Regions from separate parts of the Homo sapiens genome. Here all the other regions are linked to region 3. The links are chromatin loops, found by intact Hi-C in ENCODE. Cell type or tissue: endothelial cell of umbilical vein. All regions are shown on one strand.

Region 1 (8,000 bases), 160 kb before region 3:
GTTCCTTACCTACTGTGGAGTACAAATTATCCCAAACTTAGTGGCTTAAAATAGGCATTTTAGTATCTCAGCTTCTGTGGGTCAGGAATTCAGATGTGGCTTAGCTGGCTGGTCTGTCTTAAGGTTGCCATCAAGATGTCAGCTGGGGCTGTGGTCATCTGAAGCCTTGACTGAGGATAGAGGATCTGTTTCCTAAATGGCTCACTGACATGGCTGACAAAGAGGCTTCAGCTCCATGCCATGCAGACTTCAGCAGGCTGCTTGAGTTTCCCCACAATATGGCGGCTGGCTTCTCAGAGTGAGTGATGCAAGAGAGTGAGACTGAAGCTGCAGTACCTTTTATGACCTAGCCTTGAACAGTACATGCAGTCATTTCCTCAGTATCCTATTGGTTATGCAGGCCAGCCTGATTGATTGTGGAAATGTGTGAATGCCAGGAGGTGCGAATTGTTTGGAGACCATGTTGGAGGCCAACTGCCTTAGTAACCATCACTTTGGTACCAGGACATGTAACTTGCCTCATTTGCACAGTTGCTTTTTCTTACCATTTTGTAGACATGAGTAACATTGGGAAGTGAACCTGTTAACCTGTGATATGAAGAGAAGGGGAAGAGACCAAAAATTTATCAGCCACACCAAGCCCTGGAAAACAGCGGTACTAATAACCCAGCCTCCCTTCCTGGGTGCTCACTCTGTACCAGGTACCTCATGGGCCTCAGGGTGCTATGCAACCCCTGTCCCCATGAGCAGGTTCCACTGATATTTTCAAGTCAGGCCACTCATGCCTATGAAATGCATGAAATGAGATTTTTTTGTGATGTTGGCTATGGCAACACACGTGGCTCTGCCTGATGGAAGCTGAGACAAAATTGGTAACCTGAGCGAACCCGTGTGGAGAAGATTTGAGCAGAGAGTAAGCTTAGGATGGATAAATGCCCACGATAAACAAATAATAAATAGATGAGATGAAATATTTATTTCATGTACAGGATGAGGATTAAATACGTTAACAAGATGAGGAGTCAGGGTGAGCCTGGGGAATCCCTGGTTTCACTGGAGCCTCCTGGCTGGGAGAAGTGTCACGTCTCCAGGCTGGGGCAGCGGCAGGGCTCCCTGGTTGGGAGGTCTAGTGGTGACACGTGGAACACCTGGTGGTGAGCCCCAGAATGCCTGTGTCCCAGGCCGACCCATACTGGTCATGAGCTGTGTGATCCAGGCAAGTGACTTCACGGACCTCAGTTTCCCATCTGCAAAATGGGATGATAACAGCAAACTTCACCACTTGTGATGAGGATTCGGAGAGTGAATCTTTGGCCCAGCACAAGGCCTGTAAGGTGTTTCACATGGCAGAGTTGGTGGCGGGTCACCAAGGTGGTGGTGTCCCAGGTTGAAGGAACCTTTCTAGAAATTCCATTGCCTGGAAGGATCCAGTGACACACAGTGGACCCTGAGCCACAAAACAGACTGTGGTAACTGCTGGGGCCTCCCGCAGGGTGATCCCCGAGGAGGCTGGGAGGAGCTCAGCCCTTTCTTCTGCTGGGGGCATGTGCAGGCATGGAGACTGCCCGGCCCCTTCCTGTCCTGTTGGGGCATGATTTTCAACAGAGGGAGGATTCTGGGCATGTTTTCCTTTGGAAGTCTCACCAGGCTGAGCAGGACTTAGAGGAACTCCGGCTACGTTTGCTGTCCCAACAAATAGACCAGGTATAGAGAGAACAGGCCCTGTGAGAGGTAGGGAAAGGAAGGGAGCTTTGGTGGGGAGATTTTGGGGTCTTTCCTGTGGGTACCGAGGTTCTGGGCAGCTGGGTGTGCTGGCCTCCTCTCTGGACATGCTCTGTGGGCATCTTGGCTGTAAATTCCAGGCCCCCCTGCCAGGGATTCCCTCTCTGAGTCTTCAACGAGAGTGAAACTCCATTTCAAAAATAAAATAAAATAAAAAAGCGAGGAGGCTGTGGGCCTAGATGATCTCTCAGCCCCTCCCAACTTTAACACTCTGATTAATTGCTGCATTTATTGAACTCCAGCTGTATGCAGGAGTGGTGTCTGGGAGATGGGAGGTGCTGACCCCAACCCAGGAGGAAGAACCAACCTGAGCCTGCAGATTTCTATGTGGCCTGGGATGGCAGAATGGCCATGTAGGCTGCAGGAGAGCCTAGTACCAGGCCCAGCTGCCATCTGAAACGTGTCCTGCTGGTGGCACTTTGGCGTGGTTCAGGTGTTCTGGTCTTAGAGTCCATTTGGTTTGTACATGAAAATATGTTAGCGGCCTCTTTCCAGTAAGGTTCTGTTTTTGTTTTTTGTTGTTGTTTGTTTTTGTTTTTAGACGAGTTTCGCTCTTGTTGCCCAAGCTGGAGTGCAATGGCATGATCTCTGCTCCCCGCAGCCTCTGCCTCCCAGGTTCAAGCGATTTTCCTGCCTCAGCCTCCCAAGTAGCTGGGATTACAGACATGTGCCACCACGCCTGGCTAATTTTGTATTTTTAGTAGAGACAGGGTTTCTCCATGTTGGTCAGGCTGGTCTTGAACTCCTGACCTCAGGTGATCCACCCGCCTCGGCCTCCCAAAGTGCTGGGATTACAGGTGTGAGCCACTGAGCCCAGGCTTTTTTTTTTTTTTTTTTTTTTTTTTTTGCGACGGAGTCTTGCACTGTTGCCCAGGCTGGAGTGCAGTGGCGCAATCTCGGCTCACTGCAACCTCCACCTCCTGGGTTCAAGCAATTCTCCTGCCTCAGCCTCCCAAGTAGCTGGGACTACAGGTGCGTGCCACCACACCAAGCTAATTTTTGTATTTTTAGTAGAGACGGGGTTTCACCATGTTGGCCAGGCTGGTCTCGATAGCCTGACCTCGTGATCCACCTGCCTCGGCCTCCCAAAGTGCTAGGATTACAGGCGTGAGCCACCGCGCTCAGCCCAAGGTTCTGTTTTTTATTCAAGGCGTCTTAGGGCTTAGAGCTAAACTTGACCATGTCATTCCACACATAAGCCCTTCCCTGGCTCCTCACTGACCTCAGATGACGGTTCATGCTGGGAGTGGCCTCAAGGCCTTCTGGGACCTGGCATGGGCCAAGCTCTCCCACCTGGGGCTTTCCTCCCCTTCCTCTCTCTCCTCCAGAAACACAGATTGAAACATGAGAACGTCTCTCTTCCCTCTAGAGCCTCACACTTGCTGCCTCCTCTGCCTGGAACTCTCTCCCTCTGCTCTCACAGGGTTCCCTAAGTGTCGCTTCCTCCAAGAAGCCCTCCCTGATGAGTTGAGCCACTTTAGTTTGTGCTCAGGCTCACCCTGCACGTCTTGGTTGCTCTCATCACTGTAATGATCTAAAACACACGTCTGCTCATGAGACCCGCATCCCACCCCCGATGCTGGGGCCGCTCTTGGATTTTCATGCCTGCTGCCAGCACCCAGGGGGAGCTCCGGAAATGTCTGCTGGGTGAGTCATGAACGCGCAACCTGTTGATCCAGGTTGGTAATCAGTGGCCGGGCCTGCCAGCAAATCACCTGACCCGGTCACCCAGAGGCTGGGAAGGACTGCCGCGGCTGCCGCCCAGATCCCTCCTTCCTCCCCCTGAAGGCTCTGCCTGGAAGGAGCGAAGGGGTTAAGTGTTTCTGGCGGCCTGGTGCTGTGTCTGCTGCAGTTCCCCCTTCCGGGGCTGCAGCAACCCGAGGTTGGCGAGGAATGTTTGCAATGCAGAGCTAGGAGGAGGGCGGGCTGCTAGAGGTGGGGGCCGAGGCAGGCCCGCGGCCAGGCTCCCTAGTTGAGCAATGGCCCTGCTGGTTCCTGTAACTCGGACCCCTCCCGCCTTTTCCCGCCCTGCCGGCTTCCTCCACCCCGGCTGGGCTGCCTGCCGGGCAGTGGGGGCGGCCTGCACTCAGCTGCAGAGGGAGGTGGAGGGACAGAGGCCCAGATAGCCTGAAGGTCAAGAGTGAAAGAGAGGGGTTCCCTGAGAGACAGAGCAGGGGTGCAGTTGGCTCAGCCACCCCAGCCCAGAGAAGCGGGGCCTTTTCCAAAGTCACACAGCAAGACACCAGTGAATTGGGCCACAGCTCTGGGTCTGGCCTCTTTAGTTCCCATAACTCTAGGCTGCAACTCCCACACACAGCAGGGAGGTCACATTGCCACTCAGCTGGGAAGCTTTGAACCACAGGGGACCCTCTCCCAACAGAAGGCAAAGCCCCCCCACCCCAATGCACTGGCTTGGCCTCTTCACCTAATCCCCAGGGTCTCAGAGAGGACAGTGCACCCACTGGTCTAGGTGCACCCCTCCATCCTGCCATTAACTCCCCACCACTTCCCACTGCCCACTGCCCGGCCAGGTCTTGGGGACCTTGGTCACCTCTGTTCCTCGCTTCCGGGAGTATGAAGTAAATGAATGAAGGCCAAACTTGAGCTGGTTCTTGAAAACCCTCTCTCCCCTCTTCCTCTGGGTCTTTTCAAGGAAGGACCAAACTGGCACGGTGGCTCATGCCTGTAATCCCAGCACTTTGGGAGGCTGAGGTGGGTGGATCGCCCGAGGTCAGGAGTTCGAGACCACCTTGGCTAACATAGTGAAACCCTGTTTCTACTAAAAATACAAAAAATTAGCTGGGCGTGTTGATGGGCACCTGTAATCCCAGCTACTCTGGAGGCTGAGGCAGGAGAATCGCTTGAACCCAGGAGTTGGAGGTTGCAGTGAGCTGAAATCACACCATTGCACTCCAGCGTGGGCAACAAGAGCAAAACTCCATCTCAAAAAAAAAAAAAAAAAAAAAAAGGAAGGACCTTCATGAGTACCAAATATTCACTTGGGCTCAGACGCAAAACTCAGCTCTTTCTCCACAAGCACCCCCCTCCTTTGGGGGGAAGCTGTGTTCCCTGACACTGTGGGATGAGCTCCTCCCTCTGCCGGCAGTATTTCCTCTCTGGGGGACCTCTGGGGAGGTGGCCTTGCAGTTGGGCACACCTGGCTTGCATCCCAGAGGCACCACCTTCAAGCTTCCTGGCTTTGCCACACCTCTCTGAGCCTCGGTTTCCTTATCTGTGCCATGGAATTCAGAGAGGCCCCAGTCTCACTAGGCTGAGGCTCAGGGCCAGTTGCCTTTTCCTGGCCCCACAGATGTATGGTCAGTTTGGGGGTATGCCCCCATCCCTGCTCTGGGCTTTGCCTAAGACAGGCTGTGGGCAGCCCTCAGAGGCGCCAGTTTGGCCACACCTGGCTGGAATCAGCGGGTGGGTGGGAGCACACAGCAGGGACCCAGTGCCTTCTAGAACACAGCTAGCAGTTCCCGTGAAAATCAAAACACCCCATTTTACAGGTAAGGAGGCTCTGGGAGGAGTGGCTTGCCACACTATGCAGATATAAAGAGGGATATTCACCAAGAAAAACATACCAATAACACCAAGGGCCCTCCTACACATTGTTCTACCACTATTTATTGAGCACTTACTACATGCCAGGCAATGAGCCAAGTGCTTTACAAGGCTGACCTATTTCAATCCAACAGCATACCGAAGAGGGAGGCATATTGATCCCCCTTTTACGGGAAACAGTGAGGTTGATGCATTTGCCCAAGATCACACAGCTCTTGGGGAGTGGAGCCTGACTTTGAATTTAGGCCGCCCGCCCCCAGAGCCTGTGTTCTTGGCCATCCTTCTTCGCACCTGGCTTAGAGACCCAGGCTCTGCATAGAGGGGCCCAGTGATCTTGGGTTAGTCCCTTAAGCCCCAGCCTAGCAAAAGGGAAAGGAAATATCTTCAGCACCCAGTGAGGGGGAGCTCAGAGAGGGGACCCCTTTTACTACAGGGCACACAGCCGGCTGAGCCAGGACCCACCACACTCAACTCCCCGGCCCCTGGCTCCCAGGAGGTGGCTCCTCCATGGCCGGGAAGGACCCCCACGGCTGCTCCCGCAGGCAGATGGACAGACGATGGCCCCCTCCCACGGCCTGCGGGCTGTGTGGCATCGCCACCTCCTCCCGAGCAGGCTGCCTTTAAGAAACCAGAAGATTGATTTCCTGGCAGGCTCTACGCCGAGGAGCCCGTCCAAATGGTTTGCATGTCTGCATTTTTTACTGCTCCGTTTAATATGTATGCAAATGCCGGCCGGCTGCGCCCGCCGCGCGGCTGCACAGTCACACGCGGCGCCCCATTAAAGCGGCCGTCCCGGGCGCGCGCCTCATTCGAGGCGACGGGCTCCGGGCCCTGATAGATGGGGTGCGGGGACGGAGACAAATGACGGCCTTTGTAATTTCTTTTCTCTCTTTTTCCGGGGGAGGGGGAACTCGCAGAGGAGATTTAAATATATGCAAAATTGTTTGCGGGCTGGGGGTGGGGCGGAAACCTGAAAGGGGCGGCGGGGGGAGGAGCTGGTGTGTTCCTGGTGGGAGTCGGGCTGGAGGCAGGAGGGGAGCCGGGCCCCCACAGTCACCTTCTGGCGGAGACAGCCGAGCGAGCCGCTCTGCTCCTGATAAGCAGGCCCGGTCCTCTGGGAAGCGTGGGCTTCAGCCGCAGAGAAAAGGAAAATGCTGGTTATTTTCGGCCCCGTTACACGCGGGAAGCCGGGGATGGTGGTTTTTCCCCCATCGCACCACCGCTTTCTTTTCTTGGGCTTCCAGGGCTTATAACTTAATTGGTACGGTGTCATTTAAGTTTCGCATTAGCCCATGAAGTGGGTCCCGGGTTCACACCCATTGTGCAGATGGGGAAACTGAGGTTTGCGGGAGTGAAGTCCCTTGGGGAGGGTTGCAGAGAGAGTGGGTGGGGATTGGGTCCCTCCAGAGCCCTGTCTTTGATCCCCACGGCCCTCTGCTGTCTCTCTGGCTCTCAGCGGTGGGGTGTCCGCGTGCCTGCCTGTGCCCCAAATCTGCCCGGGCTCGCCCCATACCACGAGCCAGCCCCCTCCTCCTGCCTGCCCCCACGCGCGCCAGGTGACAGGCCCACAGCCCAGCGAGCTGGGGGACTGAGCCTCACATTTTCCAAATATTGCTTAAGCCTAAAATCCGAAGTGCTGGTTTTAAAGGAATCTTTCCTAATTTGTCAGGATTTTAGGCCACATGGCAGCTGGGGGCAGAAACATTTCTGAGAGGAGGCTCCAGCCTCAGGAGAGACCCACCGTGGAGCAGACCACTCAGACCCACCGGAGACCCAGAGTTACACACTGCTGTGTCCGTGTGTGCGCGCCTGTGTCCGTGTGTGCTTGGGTGTGTCGTGTCATTGTGAGTGTGCTGGTGTGTGTGCACCAGTGGGAGTAGGGGAGTGTATATTAGTGCATGTGTGAGTTTCAGTGTGTATGTGTTAGTGTGTTACGGGAAAGGGGTCCTGATCCAGACCCCAAGAGAGGGTTCTTGGATCTCGCGCAAGAAATAATTCAGGATGAGTCCACAGTGAAAAGCAAAAGCAAGTTTATTAAGAAAGTACAAGGGATTGGGCGCGGTGGCTCGCACCTGTAATCCCAGCACTCTAGGAGGCCGAGGAGGGCAGATCAACTGAGGTCAGGAGTTTGAGACCAGCCTGGCCAACATATAGTGAAACCCTGTCTCTACTAAAAATACAAAAAAAAAAAAAAAAAAAAATTAGCTGGGTGTAGTGGCATATGCTTGTAGTCTCAGCTACTTGGGAAGCTGAGGCAGGAGAATCGCTTGAACCTGGGAGGCGGAGGTTGCAGTGAGCTGAGATCACGCTACTCCAGCCTGGGCAGAGCAAGACTCCATCTCAAAAAAAAAAAAAAAAAAAAAAAAGGGATAGCGGTAAAAAGACAGCTACTCCGTAGACAGAGTAGGATGTTCCTGAAAGTAAGAGGAGGAGCGAGGAACGCATCCACCCTAGGTACAATGCTTGTATATATGGGGAGATTTGCTCTGCTACAAGGGTTTGTGATAAAGGATTAATTTTCTTAATTACTATATTTTGCAAGAATCGATATTATTATCTTTAAAGCAAAATTAGGAATGCCTTTGTTCTTCAGATATGGCGATATCTGGACACTCCTAAGTCCGGGTCTGTTTTAGTAAACATTATTAATTTGT
Region 2 (8,000 bases), 350 kb before region 3:
GGATGTCTGCTGCCTCAGTGAGGTTCCTAGCAGGCCTGTGGATGCTGGCCACGGGGGCTGCTCTCCGTCCGGGCTGTGTATTCTGAGCCCCCGACGAGGTGGAGAAAGCTGGGTTATAACCAGCAGCCTTGGCTCCAGGCTCTTCCTGGTCAACATTCGGCTCAGGCTTCTGCCAAACTCCAGAGGCCAGAGGGGAATGACACATTTTTTCCAAGTCAGCAAATGGAGCCGGGACTGACGGCTGGGCGGCCACCACTTCATTCCCGGAGATCTGCTGCCCTCAGCAGTGTGGCAGGCCCAAGGTCGGGAGGACTTGGGGGCAGCCTGGCTCACTGCCTTGAAAGCCAGTCACGCGCTGCTCTCTGTGGAGTGGAATGTGGGGGTCTGCGGAGCCCTGGGGGACCTCAGGATAAGCTGGAGGAGCAGGGTGGGAAGAAGGGTGCAGATGCCACACTGAGTTCTTGGGTGTGGCTGAAAGGCTGAGCTGTTTGGGCTCCCCCGGCGGCTGGCCAGGCCTCTGGGTCCCTGTCGGTATTCTAACTAGGAGGCATGCCAGGCCTGGCCTCCAGGATTTTGGGAATTGATTCCATGGTAAAATTTTGTCTTTAGTTGGTTGGTTGATTTTGTTGGTATAAACACCCCAAAAGCTTTTCCAAAGTTTGGGACCCAGTTCCTCCAGTAGAGGAAATCTCAAAGTAGCCACTAGGTGGCAGGAGAGGCACACTGAACTTGGAGAGGGTTTGGTGACATTTATTTGAGGCAGCAGAAGGAACAGGGAGGGGAGGGCGTGCCTAGAGTTGTTGGCTGTTCCGCACCTTCTCCACAGGTCCGGGTTTTCACTTTGGGTCTAGGCTCTTGGGCATGGTGTTCAACAGTAGACCCTAGGAGGAGTGTGCCCAGGAGCCGGGGTGGCTGCAGCAAGGGCCCATCTTGCCACGTGGCCGCTGGTTGCAGCACACGTTGTGTTGGTTCTCCAGAGCGCCCACCCTCTTCCACCTCGGAGCAGTGAGCAGCATTTTGCAGTCCCTAGTTGGTGAGTGGCCTGGCCTAGCTCACTGGGGACCTGGAGGCTTGCATGGAGTTCTGTACGCCTTGCTTGGGAAGGAGGCAGTGTTTCCTCTGGAGACCCTGGATTCACCATGGTGCTCTTTTAACTGGGAGATTAACTAAAACACCGAGAACTTGGGAGTGGAATCAGGCAGCCCTTTCAGGGTCTCATGCCAAGACTGCCCTGATACCCGTGGGCATCCTAGGTGAGGGACCCCACCTTGCAGGGCCTCTACAGCCTCTGTAAATGCAGCCCTGGCGCCTTTAAGAGCCCAGGGCAGGCAGGAAAAGAATTTCAGTTTCAATCTGGCTTCTAAATTTGGAGTTTTGGGAAGGGAGGGATCAGATTTCAGCTGGAAGGGAAGGAGCTGACAGGAAGGCGCTGTGCAGAGCCTCCCCACCCCCGCCCATCCCCCCAGTTACTGACAGAGGAGCCATTTACAAAAGGCCGATTCTCTGGGGAGTGGAGAGGCAGGAACGCAGCGTCTGTGAGTAATTTCCTGCTCAATATGGCTGCTCTGACTCACACGATTCCCCTGGGGTCACTGCGGGCTGCAGCTCGCTCGCTCATTCTGGTTCTTTCTCTTCTCCCTTTGTGGCTAGAATGAGCTAATTTTTTCTTTGTCTTCCAGCCCCGATTCCTTTTTCTCCCACTCGTCTGTTTTCCTTTGCCAGAGTTACAGGCAAAGGACTGTAACCTCCCTGAAGGACTTAGGGAGACCCTGGGGTACTGAAGGCCTGGGGGCAGCCTGCAGCCCCTCCAAAGAAACTACCTCTCTGGCCTTTCTGTGTGTAGGGGCCCAGGGCCACTGGAGCTCCAGGACATGGGCCTAGCCCTGGCTCTGCCAGAGGCCTTTTGAGGATCTGTTCTTTGGCCCTGGTAGGCGAGGCTGGCCAGGAGGCAGGGGCTCTTGTCTTCCAGTGCCCATCTGCCTGCCTTTGCCTCGGAGCCCTTGCCGGGCAGGCCCCTGGCAGACAAAGCCGACAAAGCCGACAGGGTGCCTCCTGGTTGCTTGCTCAGAGGGCCCTGTCCAGAGAGTGAAACTGGTTACACAGCTCCATGCTCCCTGAGCTTTCCTGGGCCTGGAAGTGTGCACAGGGCTGGAGCCTGCAGACTGGGGAAGGGGTGGGGTAGGGTGGGGAGGTGGGGGAGGGGCTGGGGGTGGAGTGTGGTTGAGCAGGGCAGTTGAAACAAAGCTCCCCAGAGGTGAGGCCCCTGTAGGCTCGGGGTGCCTGGCTGCCCTCCTGGAGGAGAGAGCCTGGGGTGATTCTGAGTGAAGCGAGTGGTCCAAGACAAGGCCCCCAGGGACCAGAGTGGGCTTTGTCTCTGTTGGGTGCCTCGGGCTCTTGCCTGGCTGTGGTGGAGCCTGGGAGAGAAGAGGAGGGGAGGGAGGAGCCTGTTGTCCTTGCTCCTGAACATGGGTGTTTGGATGGGCTTTTTGGGAACCTGGGCCAGGGGAGGGAAATGAGGGGGATAAAATGACAGGTTTTTTTTGACTTAAATCTTAAAAGTTTTGTCACAGTTGCCCTTACTAGAGAAGTAAGAGGCCTGCCAGGAGTGGGTCACCAGGTGGCAGCCCATGGCTCAAGAGTGGGGGCTCCTGAGGGCTCTTGTGGTGAACTGATGCCCCTTTTTGGAGAGCGTTTCTGGCTTATCTTTTCTCCTTCAAAAAATAACCCAGTCTCCCCTGACACCCGCATGTTTCTAGAACCTTCCAAGTCTCTGTTTCTTTGCCAGATTCAGCCTCTTTGCAGAGTCTTCCTTCTGCAGCATGGGTCTGGGGTACAGAGCCCTGTTCCCCTGTAAATGCTGCCTATGAGCTGGGGGGCTGTGTCGAGGGGAATTATGAACTGCTTGGTTAATAAATACAAATGTGCTGGACTTGCGGTGTCAGGGGGATATGCTCAGGCACACAGGCGTCCCTCTGTGGTTTCTGACGTCATGGGAACTTCATGCTGGCTGCAGAATCTTTCTCTTCCGTCCTGGAGGGTCAGACTCTTTGGCAAGAGGGAGGACCAGGAATGGAGCCGTCCTTGTGCCTGCCTCTTTCAGCTGCTGTGGCGGCCACCCCTTCCCCACCTCCTGGCCAGGCCAGGCTGGCTGCTGCTTCAGGCACCCCTGCCTCCCATCGGCCCTCTCTTCCCTGCCTGCATGGCAGGCAGAGGGCTGTCGGATACCTGGGTTTGGTCATACCCACCTTGGTCCTCTTGCAAATTGACCCTTTCCTCATCTCTTCTAGCTCTGCTGGTGGCAGGTGCAGACCACGTGTCCTGTGGGGGGGCCTGGGGGAGAGGGGGTGGGCCTGGAGGGGTGGGGCCTAGCTGCTGCTGCTATTTATCTGAACCCAAGTGAATCCCTGTGCTGGAGAGGCGCTCTGAGGCTCCTGGGGAGTCGGTGGGAACGACACCAGAAGCTCAGGTGGAGATCTTATCTTCCTGAGGCTGCTGGATTTGGTGGGCGATAGGAATCAGGCCCCCTTTTTTTGGCTGTGGGAGAAAGAGGGGTGACTGCGGGTAGGTGGGCAAGGAATGTTATATTTTCCTAGCAGGCCTTGAGGGCCAAAGGGGAACCTTGTCTCTGGCACTTGCATGTGCCTGTTTGTATGTTTGCCCCTCAGGCAGATGCTATAGCTTGGTCCCCAAGTGTCTGCGCGTGCATTGTGTGCGTGTGCGTTTGTGTGTGTGTGTGTGTGCATGCATGGGTGTGACTTTGCTGCAGGGGAGGAGGGATGAGCTCCCAGCCAGAACCTGTCTCTTCAGCTTGTGGCTTCTCTTTTTCAGATGAAGACTGGCCCATTTGCAGAGCACTCCAACCAGCTGTGGAACATCAGCGCCGTCCCTTCCTGGTCCAAAGTGAACCAGGGTCTCATCCGCATGTATAAGGCCGAGGTGAGTGGGGGCTGGCCAGTGTGCCCGTCCCTGCTGCCGCACTTGGTCCTGGGCTGGGGACAAAGCAAAAGATGTGGAACCTGGGGCTCCTGCTTCCTCCTACCCCACTGTTTTGCTCTGAATCTTAGGCCAGCCCCTCTGACACTTGGGGCCTCGGAATCTCCCATCTGGGGCATGGGCAGTCAGAGAAGCACCAGCCACCCCAGCCCCGAAAAGCTGCAGTCCAGCTCTGTCCTGATGAGCTTGGAGGCTGAGGCAAGGACCTGCTGCATGGGGAGTGGGGGCGATGGGGGCCTCCCTTCTCCTTTATCAAGTGGCCAAAGGCTCCTCAAAGCTCGGGCAGTCTGAGTCTGGCTCTCCCATGGCATACCTGGGAAGGGTCTTACCCTTTGGAGGCATCTCCAAAGTGCTGCCTTCAAATGTTAGTGTGTATGATCACTGAGTGGTGGGAGGTCTGAGGGTAGGCCGAGAATTGGCATTTTTATGGACCGCTTCAGGGATTTTGATGCAAATGGTTTTCCCTGCTCTCAAATCAGATGCTGAGGAGAGGAGAGCTGAGGCTTCCTGGAGCTCCCCCTGCTGGCAGGCAGCCGAGGGTGTCTCCTGCCCTCTTGGCACTGTTCTCCCAGCCAAGGAGGTGGCCTTTTCTCTCTTCCAAGTGGGGAGGAGACATTTTATTTCTACTCTGTCCCTTCTGCTAGCTCCTCCCACTTCCTGGGAAGACTAATTCTAGAACTGCTTGACCTTGGCCAGGGAAGGGCTGGATGTGAAGTTCCACACCTGGAGTGATGGGTCCTTAAAGTCCCTTCTTTCTGTTCTCAGGCTGGCCCTTGTGACTAGTTCATGGCCTCAGACACTGTACTGTGGGCACCATCTCTTGACTCCTGGCCGGCCTTCTCTTCTGGGAAGGGGCTGCTCCAGGTCTTCATTGGACCCAGAGCTTCCTGGATCCCATCAGCAGAGGCGGGACAACGGGGAAGGGTGCCAGAGGCCAGCGGGGTGGGGGAGCACAGATGCTTCCAGTTGGCTTGGCTCCCTGCACTTGGTCCTGAAGGGGTTAATGAGGCTTGAACTGAACAGACCGGGCCCTCACTCCCTTCCGCCCCCTCCCCCTTTGGTCCCCTTCCTCTGGACCTCACATCCTGTGTTTAGGTTCCAGCCCACATACCTCTCTAATCTGAGAGGCCTGAGAGCCCGTTGGCTGGAGCTGCCTAGGTTCCTTCCGGCTGCAGCTGGCCACCCCCGGCTCTCCACTCCGACTCTGCCCTGGGTCACTGCCCTCTGGTGTCCTGATGTTCCTGACCCCACCCCCGCCTGTCCCACAGTGGGGGCTGCTGGGGAACTCTCACTCTGCTGTGCCCCGCCTCCAGGGTGTCTGAGCATGTGAGAGGTGCACATCGCCCACCAGCCACCTCCCAACCCCAACCCTTGTGTGCCAAAGAGAGGACTCTGGCTGCCTTCTCTGCTTGGTACCTGAAGTACTGTCTTCTCTACAAGCCTCTTAATTCAAGTGACTCTAAACTTCTCTCGACTCAGGCTCTAAGGCCCAAAGGATAGGGCAAGAGACCCTGTCCCCTTCTCTCACCTGCCCTTCCAGAGACAAAAGAACTCCAGGCTGCCAGAGGATGAGGGAGGAGCATATTCGGATTGAAAATGGTGATGGTGTGGCAGGAACACAGGGACTGTCCACTCTGCACAGGCTGTCGGGGTCTCCGTGGGGGCTGAGCACAGGGTGGCAAACACAAAGAGGACACTGAAAATGACCAACTCAGGATGGGGGAGCTCTCTAGTAATCTGAAAAAGGGAGATTCTAGCCCTAGTTGAGGCCGGCGCTGTGTGGGGAAGGGGACAGGCTCCTGTATAGGGTGACGCTGGAACTCCCTGACTTTAAGATCACCAAGTCAGGCCGGGCGTGGTGGCTCACGCCTGTAATCCCAGCACTTTGGGAGGCCGAGGTGGGCGGATCACGAGGTCAGGAGATCGAGACCATCCTGGCTAACACAGTGAAACCCCGTCTCTACTAAAAATATAAAAAAATTAGCCGGGCGTGGTGGCGGGTGCCTGTAGTCCCAGCTACTCGGGAGGCAGAGGCAGGAGAATGGCGTGAGTCCGGGCGGTGGAGCTTGCAGTGAGCTGAGATGGTGCCACTGCACTCCAGCCTGGGCGACAGAGCGAGACTCTCTCAAAAAAAAAAAAAAAAAAAGATCACCAAGTCTTTGCCTGTAATCCCAGCAATTTGGGAGGCTGAGGTGGGTGGATCACTTGAGGCCAGGAGTTCGAGACCAACCTGGGCAACATGAGGAAACCCCGTCTCTACTAAAAATATAAAAATTAGCTGGGTGTGGTGGCTCATGCCTGTGGTCCCAGCTACTTGGGAGGCTGAGACGGGAGAATCGCTTGAACCTGGTAGGCGGAGGTTGCAGTGAATTGAGATCACACCACTGCACTCCAGCCTGGGCAACAGTGTGAGACTCCGTCTCAAAGAAAAAAATCACTGGTTGGGTGCGGTGGCTCATGCCTATAATCCCAGCACTTTGGGAGGCCAAGGCAGGTAGATCACCTGAGGTCAGGAGTTCATGACCAGCCTGGCCAACACGGTGAAACACTGTGTCTACTAAAAATACAAAAATTAGCCTGGCATCGTGGTGCGCACCTGTAATTCCAGCTACTCAGGAGGCTGAGGCAGGACAGTCACTTGAATTTGGGAGGTGGAGGTTGCAGTGAGCCGAGATCATGCCACTGCACTCCAGCCTGGGCAACAGCGAGACTCCATCTCAGGAAAAAAAAAAAAAAAGATCACCAAGTCTTTGCAGTGTTCAACACTCATTGACAACTTACTAGCAACTAGCCCTTAGTCCTTGGTCCCGAAGGGCCCATGGGCTGGCATGTTGCCTACACAGAGGTCCAAGGAGAGGGCTTGTTTTCTCAGGCCAGTTCTTAGCCCCTAAGGAGGCCCTCCAAGGCCTGCCAGTCTTGCAGTCCAGGGGTGGGTAGGAAGGCTGGGTCTCCAGTCAGAACTGGTTGATTGAGGGGAGTCAGCCTCCTGGGCTGCCACAGAAGTCTGACCAGCCTGGCAGTAGGTGGCCTCAGGATTTGGGTCTAACTCTGCTCTGTCCCAGCCTTTCTGACCGAAGAACCAAGTGCTCTCAGGGGCCTTGTGTGGTTGCGGGGCGGCGGGGGGGAGGGTCTGTCTTTCCTCTGGGCCATGGCTGTGTGGGTGCTGCCTTCAGAAGGACCTTGTCAGGACCCAGGGAGTCCCTTCCCCAGCTTGAATCACCTCTGGCTGGAAGGTCAGGGGGCAGTCTGAAGCCGCTGCTCCGCCCAGGTACATGGGAGGGCCTTGCTGGGAGAAAGGCTGGGCTGGAGGCTCCTCCTGCCCTGGAGCCTTAGGCTTCCTTGGCCCAGCTCCTGTGGCTCTGAGGGGGCTGGCTCTGGGGTCCTGTGGGCAGAATGGGAAGAACCCCTGCCTCCACCCCTTCTCGCCTTGCAACTTCTTCTATGGGAGCTAGAGGGAGGTTGACCTTTGACCCCTTCTGGAATTCCAGGGCCCTTGGGGGGTGGGGGGGCTCTTATGACCACTTCTGGGATGACATAAGCACCATGGCAGCTGCCTTGGCCTCTGGCCTGGATCTGCGGCTGCTCCCCCTCCCGCCCAGGGACCACCTCCCGCTCCCTGCTCCCGCATTCTGTGTCTCAGGCCCAGGATCCTGGCTGTGGCCAGGGCTCTGCTCCCCACCCCACCATGAGCTTGGTTTCCATCCTTCTTTCCCTCCCCTCCTGGCGCCTCTTTGGCCCACTCGTCACCCTGGTGCTTCTCCCTCTTAGGTTCCACAGCTGATTTTTGAGGAGAGGGAACCTGGGCCAGTCATAGCACCCGTTTGTCTCTAAGTTAGTTGGAGGTTAAGATCACAGCCACAGAGTGAGGCTCTTACTCTCTCTGAGGCCATAAGTCTTGTTCCACCCCAGCCAGGAGGTGCCTAACATACTCTGTTTTCTGTGGCCAAAGGTGTGGGAGGAGGCCCTGGTCAGTCTTGGCAGATCCAACCCTCGCATGCCCAGAACGG
Region 3 (8,000 bases):
ACTTTGGGAGGCCAAGGCAGGCAGATCACCTGAGGTTGGGAGTTCGAGACCAGCCTGGCCAACATGGAGAAACCTTGTCTCTGCTAAAAAATACAAAATTAGCCAGGCGTGTTGGTGCATGCCTGTAATCCCAGCTACTCAGGAGGCTGAGGCAGGAGAATCGCTTGAACCCGGGAGGCAGAGGTTGCGGTGAGCCGAGATCACACTATTGCACTCCAGCCTTGGCAAAAAGAGCGAAACTCCATCCCAAAAAAAAAAAAAAAACAAAGCTGCAGCTCAGAGAAGTGGAGACACTGGCCCAGGGACCCACAGCAAGGCCTTGGCCCAGCTGGGGCTAGATGGCAAGAGGTGGTTCAGCATTGGAGCTCCATTGCCTGGGTTCAAATCGGGGTCTGTCACTGGCCAGCTGTGAGCCTAAGTCTCTGAACTTCTCTGTGCCTTAGTGTCCTCATTCTGTAGAGTGGAGATAGTAATCATTCCTATTTCAAAGATTGTTGTGAGAAATAAGTGAACTAATACATGTCATATGCTTAAAAGCAGGGCCCAGGACACAGTGAGCATACAATAGACATTAGCTGCTGTGGTGTCTTGATTTCAAGCCCAGTGCAGATGCATCTGACTTACGAAACTTCAGTGACACCTGCTCTGTGCCAGACACTGAAGATGGAGCAGTGAACAGCACTGACCCAGCCTGTCCTCCTGTTGCCTGCAGGCCAGGTAGGAAACACACTGGAAACTGATAACTCCATGTGCTCATCGCCATGTGGTTTCTGCTGGTCTGGGGAGCCGGGGACAAAGAGCAGAAAACATGGTTCCAGGTAGAGGGGGGTAGCACGCATGAAGACCGTGAGGCAGAAAGCACACAAAACTGAATTGGAGAGAAGGCCCAAATGGCTAGAGCTCAGAACCCGAGGAGAGGAGAGGGGAGGAAAGGAGAGACCTCCAGAGCCTGGGGATGATATGTAGAGAGCCCGGGAACCAGCGCTGGTTAGAGAGGGAAGGAAGCCTGCAGCCTTGCATTTTAGAAAGATCTGGCTGGCTGAGCTGAGGAGGGCAGATAGGAGGTTAGGGTGGCGGAGGGGGGTTGGGGGGCAGGCAGAGAGTAGGGGCTAGGAGCCCAGGGAGCAGGCGGGAGATGGAGCAGCCGGATAAGGGGGATAAGGGTGGGGGGCAGTGGGGACAGGGTAAAGGGAGCTGACTCATTGAGGTGGGAAGCTCCCCAGGGTCGGCATTTGGTTGGGGCATGGGGAATCTGGCTGGGGCGGGGGTACATGGCTGGAGGTGATGGTTAGGAGCAAGCTCAAGGATGGAGGGAGACCCCGTGTCCAGCTCTGGCCACCCCAGCTGCCGCAGCACCCTGGGGCCATCAGCCCACAGACTTGAGCCCTGTGCTTTAGAGGGCAGCGCTCCTGGACCAGGGAGACATTTCCAGCTGGAGCCATGGGCCCCTTGACCATGATCTGGCACCTGGGGCCCTGGAGTTCCCTGTTCAATGGCCCCAGCCTGCGTCCTGTGTGCATCCTCCTGAGGGTTGTCTGAGCCACCTGTTTGGGCACCCCTAAACCCCAGGAGTGACCAGGAGGTGGCTGTTGGCAGGGGGTGTGGACAGAACATGTGCTTACAGCCTGGAGTGCCTACACCTGAGCATGCACAGCCCCTCAGGGAAAAGGACAGAACCTGGGGCAAAAAGAAAAGAAGAGGCGAGTGTGAAGCCGGAGGCCAGAGGCTGAGAGGCGGGCTCCCCAACCCGCTACAGCTCCTCCTGTGGTCTCCAAGGAGCCTGAGAATTCTAAACACAAACCCAGCCTTCCAGGTGTGTTTGTCCTTATGAAGGTGTATTTGTCAAGGAAGGAGGACAGAACTTTTTTTTTTTTTTTGAGACGGAGTTTCGCTTTTGTTGCCCAGGCTGGAGTGCAGTGGTGTGATCTCGGCTCACTGCAACCTCCACCTCCCTGGTTCAAGCAATTCTCCTGCCTCAGCCTCCCGAGTAGCTGGGATTACAGGCATGCGCCACCATGCCTGGCTAATTTTATATTTTTAGTAGAGACGTGGTTTCTCCATGTTGGTCAGGTTAGTCTCCAACTCCCGACCTCAGGTGATCTGCCCGCCTCAGCCTCCCAAAGTGCTGGGATTACAGGCGTGAGCCACCGCACCCGGCAACAGAACATATTTTATTTAGCAGTTTGTTAGCTTGATTTATAACTTGTAAATACCTAGACATGAGGTATGTGGGCCTCGGCTTGCACTCCTGCCCCAGGCTGACCCCTGGTGCTGCCCAGAGAGAAGCCGCCTCCCTGGGCTGACCCCTAACCAGCAGGCTGACCCCCAGGGGATCCTGCAGGCTTCTTCAGAGCTTCCTACTCCATGCACCCTCGCTGGGCTCAGTCCAGCCCCCTGCCTTTGTCTGAGGGTCCTCCTGCCTCCCTGTTTGAGGATTCAACTCCAGCCCCTCCCTGCCCTCACCCTTCTTCCTGTCCCTTGTCCATGGAGATCCTGGGCTCTGGTTTTATTTGGCCACAGTGGCATCTGTCACGAGCTGACCAGCTGGGTATGAGTCCTGTCCCTCCTTCCGGAGAGACGGAGAGCTCCTAGAAGCAGCGCCTCCCAGCAGAAGCAGAATCTTGCCCTGGGGAGGAGTACAGCTCAGAACCCGCAGACTCGGGGTCAAATCCCAGCTCTGTGACTTTCTTGATGCGTGACCTTGGGAGGCAGCTTTGCTGCCCTGAGCCCTGTTTCCTCCCCGGAAAACCCATAATAATAACTGTACCTCTTCCAGTGAGGAGACAAGGTGGAATAGAACGCAGAGCCCACGTGTGCCTGGCACTTGGCAAGTACACCGGGAAGAAGGAATTGGGAAGGGCAGGAGTTACATCATTCACCTGTTTACAGCTGAGCAAACTAGCGGAGGCTCGGCGAGGTGAAGCCAGTCCCCCAAGGTCACACAGCCGGCCGGCCGGCCGCAGGACAGGGGCCGAAGACGTAGTTGTCTGACCTGTGCTCTAACCACTGTGCTCTCTGGCCTCAAGCCGGCTCCCACACTACCCTTCCCTGTTCTCCGTGGCCCTCCAGCGCCTGAAAGCCGCTTGGGGGCCGCGGAGGCAGGTGGCATGGCCAGGGCAGAGTCCGCGGGGCGGAAAGGGTTAACGGGCTCCGCCGCATTGGGCTGTCCTTCAAGGGGGGAGCCAGCCAATGAGCGCGCGCCGCGATGAGGTAATGCCGGGACCACGCGGAGTGGGCGGGGCTGACGGGGACCCCGCAGAGCTCAGCGCTTCTTCTCTCCCCACCTACCCCTCACCTTTGACCTTGATGTACACCCTCCCCTCCCCCAACCTTACCCCTGCAGAGGCGCCCGAACTGAAAGTCGGCTGCAGGGCCGCGGGCCTCCCTTAGTCTGGGACAGGAACTGAGAGACGTCCCGGCCTCAGTCACACCCTCTGGGCCTCAGTTTCCCTTTCTGCAAGAAGCAGAGTGGGTGATCGCTAAAGACCCTACCAGCTGTGGACGTCCTTGGATCCCAGGACAGTTTTCAGCCCTTCCCTGCCCTTGGCCCGAACTTTAACGGTCCCAGCCCCGGCTTCCCCTCAGGCGGTGCCCAGTGCCAGGACCTAGGAGTCCCTCGGGCCACGGGGAGAGAGCCTCACCGGCCCAGCCACGCCCTCCATGTGACCCCGACCCATCCCTTGGGTGTCGCACCTGGCGCGCCCACCGAGGCCACTAAGCTCTGCTAGCTGCACCAGCAGCAGGACCTGCCGGCGTGGCGGTCAGAAGTCAACATTCATCCCACCGCCAGTAAAAATCGAGGGCCTACCGCCTGCCGCTCAGGGCCTCGTCCTGAGCCGTGTCCCGGGGCCGCCCGCGCCCGCCACCCCTCCCCCCGGGCCTGCAGGGAGCCGGTCCGCCCCTTTCGCGCAGTCCGGGCACGAAGTGGTTAACGCCTTTCCAGCCGAGCTGGCACCGCGCGGCCGGGCTTATTAGTCAGCTCGCGGGGAGGCGGCGAGGGGAGGGGAGGGGCTCTAGTGGAGAACCGCAGAAAGCTATTCTCAGGGGCTCCCGAGTGTGGGGAGGGCGGCTCAGCAGGAGCTGCTGCTTCCCAGAAAGTTGATTATTTTTAACCCAGGAAGAAGAAAGGAAGGAGGCGAGGGAGAAGGACTCAGAGAAAAGAGGAGAGGAAAAGAGAGGAGAGGAGAGGAAAGAAGTGAGGGCGGGGGAGGTCCGGGAAGGGGAATGGGGAGAGGGGAGGGAACGGGAAAGAGAGCAGGAGAGGAGGGGAGAAGGAGGGGAGGCAGCAGGGTGATGGAGGGAGAGGGAAAGGCAGAGCCCAGTTGGAGCTGGAGAAGCCAGCTGGCAGGGCCTGGGGAGGAGGAATGGATGCGGAGCGGGCACTGCCACCTCTCCCGTACCCCTGGGGCTCTGTGGAGCTCCATCCTGGCCTCCTGGTGCCCCAGCTGAGAGCAGCCCCCCAGCATCATCAACCTAGGCCCGGGCGGGGGCGGGGAGGGGGGCGGTGGGGCGGGGCGCTGGGCTTGGAGGAGTGGAAGGCACAAGGCAGCCGCAGCCCTGTTCTGGGGGCTCTCCAGCCAATATGTCCTTGCCCTTTGGTGGCCACTGGGACACAGGGCTTGGGAGCCCTAGGGGAGGGGCAAGGAGGCCTCCCCTGATACTCCAGGGTCTCTCCAGGGAGGGCTTCCTGGAGGAGAGGGTGGGAGGGACTGGGGCTCCCTTTTTCCTGCCTCTTGGTGGAGCCAGGCTGAAAACCAAACCCAGAGAGGGCCCCAGGAGGGTGCTGGGGACACAGTGACAAACAAGACAGCCACAGCCAGGCCCACACAGGGCAGTCCTACAGCAGAGACGGTAGCTGCACAAATCATGATGAATAAGGCATTAAAGAATGACAAGGGGGTAGCGGGCAGGGAGCACTGGTCCCCTGGGCCTGGCCTCCGCAGAGGTCGCAGAAGACCTCCCTGAAGAGGGTGCCTGAGGACCAGGGTGGCTGACGAGGGGAGGAGAGACTGGTGGAGGCAAGAGGGACAGGGGTGGTCTGGATGGGGACCCCCAGCCACAGACCTAAGAGCTTGAGAGGGGATCACTATGGCCAGTGGCAGGGAGGGGGTCATTTGGCCTGAGACCAGCCCTTGTCTTGTGGTGGCTGGAAGCTTAGGAAAGGTTTTATAGAGAAAAGAGACTAGATTGCCAAAGCTTACTCAGAATGGTAGGGACAAGAGTGGACACAGAAGCCGGTTGGGAGTGTGGCACTGAGATCCAGGGGAGATGGTGGCAGCTGGCTGAGACAGTGTGGGAGGTACAGGGGACAGGGCATGGTGTGAGGGTGAAGGAGGCGAAGGAGGGGCTGGGGAGGCTCCTTGGGCCCTGGCATGTGCAGTGGGTGGACACTGGTGCTGTCCCCGAGGCAGAGGACAGCATGGGGGAGCAGGTTCATGGGAGGCCAGGCATTTGTTTTGAGACATGGTGGGGGCAGCCAGGAACGGTGTGCCAGGGGGAGGAACAGCTTGAGCAAAGGTGCAGAGAGGAGACAGGCAAAGAGAACCACATGTGACATGGTGGGACATGCCGGAATCTTCCAGAGAGGTGGGCCACATGTGACATGGTGGGACATGCCGGAATCTTCCAGAGAGGTGGGCCTCTGATGCAAGCAGACGGGTCTGCCCTGGATCTGCAGGCAGTGGACAGCTATGGGCATGTGGGAGCGGGAGAGGGGAAGGGAGCTTCCAGCTCTAGACACAGTGAGGGTGCCCAGCAGCCAGGGACCCAGGCTGGTGGTGGGGGAGTGTCACTGGGGCAGGTGTCAGGGCCTTAGCTCTGGGACAGCATGTGTGTGTGTTAGAATGAGTGTAAAAGTATGAGAGGGAGTGCGAGAGTGTGTGTGTATGAGTGTGTATATGAATGTGAGTGTGTGAGTATTCGTGTGTGTGTATATGAGTGTGTGAGTGTATATGTGTGAGTGTGAGTGTATATGTGTGTGAGTGTGAATGTGTGTGAGAGTGTATATGTGAGTGTGCGTGTGTGAGTGAGTGTATAAGTGAGTGTGAGTGTGTGTGAGACTGTCCCTTGCACTAAGTGCCCTGCCCTCCACTTGAGGCACAACCCATGGGACACCTCCAACCTCTCCAGGACCAGGGAATGGCCCAGCCAGGCCAGACTAGGAAATGATGGATGGAGGAGGGCCTGGGCTGCTCCTCTGAAAATCCACCCCCAGCCCTGGTCACTCTGGAACCCTGGAGCAGCATCTGAGCCCCTCCTCAAGGAGCCCAGTGGCTGGAGGGCAGCGTCCAGGGCCACCTGCCTACCTCTTACTCAGGACCTGGTCTGTCCTCTCCCAGGATGGAGCTTGGGGTTCCTGAGCTTGGAGCTGCCTGTAATACCAGGCCCAGTGGCTCAGCCAAGGTCAGGTTCCAGACAGTGGCTGGGGTAGTGGCAGGAGAATGAAGGTCTAGACAATCACAGAGACTCTGGGAGGCCCAGAGAAAGTGGAAGCCAGAGAGGAACCCAAAGTCCCAGAAACTGCAAAGAATGCCAGGGAGAGGAGGAGAGAGAAAAAGGCCACGTAGCAGCCCTGAGCCCGAGAACATGTGCCACATTTTCTCTGTCTGTGGGTCTGTTGAGTTTGGCCCAAATGGCTCTGAGCTGACTCTGCAGCCACAAAAACTTAGGGCCTTGAAGGTCCCATCCAACGCATGAAGGACTCTCCCTGGGATGGAAGCAAAGAGGGAAAAAGGATTACAGGCACATGCCTATAATCCCAGCTACTTGGGAGGCTGAGGCAGGAGAATCACTTTAACCTGGAAGGCAGCGGTTGCGGTGAGCTGAGATCACGCCATTGCACTCAATCCACCACACCCGGCCAATTTTGTATTTTTGGTAGAGACTTGGTTTCTCCATGTTGGTCAGGCTGGTCTCGAACTCCCGACCTTAGGTGATTCGCCTGCCTCAGCCTCCCAAAGTGCTGGGATTACAGGCATGAGCCACCGCACCCAGCCGATTTTTTGTATTTTTATTAGAGACAGGGTTTCGCTGTGTTGTCCAGGCTGGTCTCAAACTCCTGGCATCAGGTGATCCACCCGTCTCAGCCTTCCAAAGTACTGGGATTGCAGGCATGAGCCACCGCGCCTGGCCCAGGCAGTGTTCTTTTCCCTATTTTGCAGATGAGAAGACCAAGGCTGAGAGAAATTTGTAGTCGGCCCAGAGCTATATATACAGCAGGAAGCTGCGGGAATTGCGATTCAAACTTTCAGGCCTGCTGTCTCCCTGGGAATTCTGTTCTCACTGCCTCCATATAAAGAAATACACGTGCAGGAGGCAGCCCAGAGCACCCTCCTCTCCCTCCCAAAAACCCACACAGTGATCCTGGCCAGGCCCCCTGGGCCCAGGAGGAGCCGTGTCCCCATTAGGCATCTCTGAGCTGTGCTTTCACATTGGGGTCCCCCCCACCAGGGCTGGTGGAACACAAAGGGGGGTGGCCAAGGCAGAGAAAGAGCCCGACAGGCCAGGAGCCGGCTTTTCTCCCTGCTTTCTTCCTCCCTTGCTTCTTTGTTAAGCTCCCTTTCAGCTGAACCGGCAGAGCCTGGGTGTTCCGAGCTGACAATAATTGCTGCGTCTAGACAGTGTCTGGTATGAGGCCTCCCTCTCCGCGCCTCACCGGCCTCCCCGAGGCTCCTATTCCCAGCCCCGCTGGCCCCTGCTCTGCGCCCTCTGTTTCCCACACCCCTGCCCCTATCTGGCTGCCCAGGGTGCCCTGTCCTGCCTCCCTGCTGCTCTAGGCCTCCCTCGAGTTTTCAATCCTTGCATCTCTTCCTCCCTCCCCAGCCGCACCCCAGGCGCTGGCCCCATTCCCTCCCACGGCCTGAAATTCAGGGAACAAAGGTGGTTTTGCATCTGGCTGTGGCTGGGAGACCTTCGAAGGAGACTGAGCCAGGCAAACCCTCCCCTCCTGGCTCTTGGCCCCCTAGGAGCCAGAGACTCACATTGCTGGCTTCTGAGCTGAG

What was found. Hi-C counts contacts between places; a loop is a spot of excess contacts. Peaks named below come from ENCODE experiments on the same cell type or tissue, not always from the same donor. Only the 100,000 strongest peaks of a DNase experiment are listed, where the experiment ranks them.
Region 1: it touches region 3 in a loop (8-fold over the local background); 52 of 110 quality-filtered maps call a loop at or near these places.
Region 2: a loop joins it to region 3, with 3 times the contacts of the local background. A loop is called at or near these places in 69 of 110 quality-filtered maps.

What each region holds. Positions count from the first base shown.
Region 1 is chr9:129,330,770-129,338,769 of GRCh38, forward strand. LINC01503 (long intergenic non-protein coding RNA 1503) reads left to right here and starts at 6,154. Exons shown (of 4, transcript NR_120686.1): 1 at 6,154-6,219. RefSeq lists enhancers at 3,237-4,436, 3,420-4,222, 5,027-5,830, 5,831-6,634. In endothelial cell of umbilical vein, no CTCF peak of the experiment used is centred here; a DNase peak (open chromatin) is centred at 3,442; H3K4me3 peaks cover 632 bases; H3K27ac peaks cover 403 bases.
Region 2 is chr9:129,138,617-129,146,616 of GRCh38, forward strand. It overlaps PTPA (protein phosphatase 2 phosphatase activator), which reads left to right. Exons shown (of 10, transcript NM_178000.3): 9 at 3,829-3,936. Among named protein-coding and RNA genes, the nearest start is that of PTPA, 31 kb to the left of the region's middle. RefSeq lists enhancers at 1-499, 968-1,057, 1,130-1,757, 1,178-1,227, 1,518-1,677 and 5 more and a silencer at 2,278-2,327. In endothelial cell of umbilical vein, CTCF peaks have their summits at 692 (motif pointing right) and 4,512 (motif pointing left); DNase peaks (open chromatin) are centred at 755, 1,435, 3,015, 4,545 and 2 weaker places; H3K4me3 peaks cover 190 bases; H3K27ac peaks cover 6,407 bases.
Region 3 is chr9:129,492,879-129,500,878 of GRCh38, forward strand. It overlaps LOC124900275 (extensin-like), which reads left to right. Exons shown (of 4, transcript XM_047424330.1): 2 at 600-717. LINC00963 (long intergenic non-protein coding RNA 963) reads left to right here. Exons shown (of 5, transcript NR_038955.1): 2 at 600-717. Among named protein-coding and RNA genes, the nearest start is that of LINC00963, 8.2 kb to the left of the region's middle. RefSeq lists enhancers at 942-1,742, 1,743-2,542, 2,543-3,343, 3,344-4,142, 4,457-5,025 and 1 more and silencers at 3,056-3,105, 3,126-3,255, 3,786-3,985. In endothelial cell of umbilical vein, no CTCF peak of the experiment used is centred here; DNase peaks (open chromatin) are centred at 3,193 and 3,933; H3K4me3 peaks cover 1,821 bases; H3K27ac peaks cover 2,208 bases.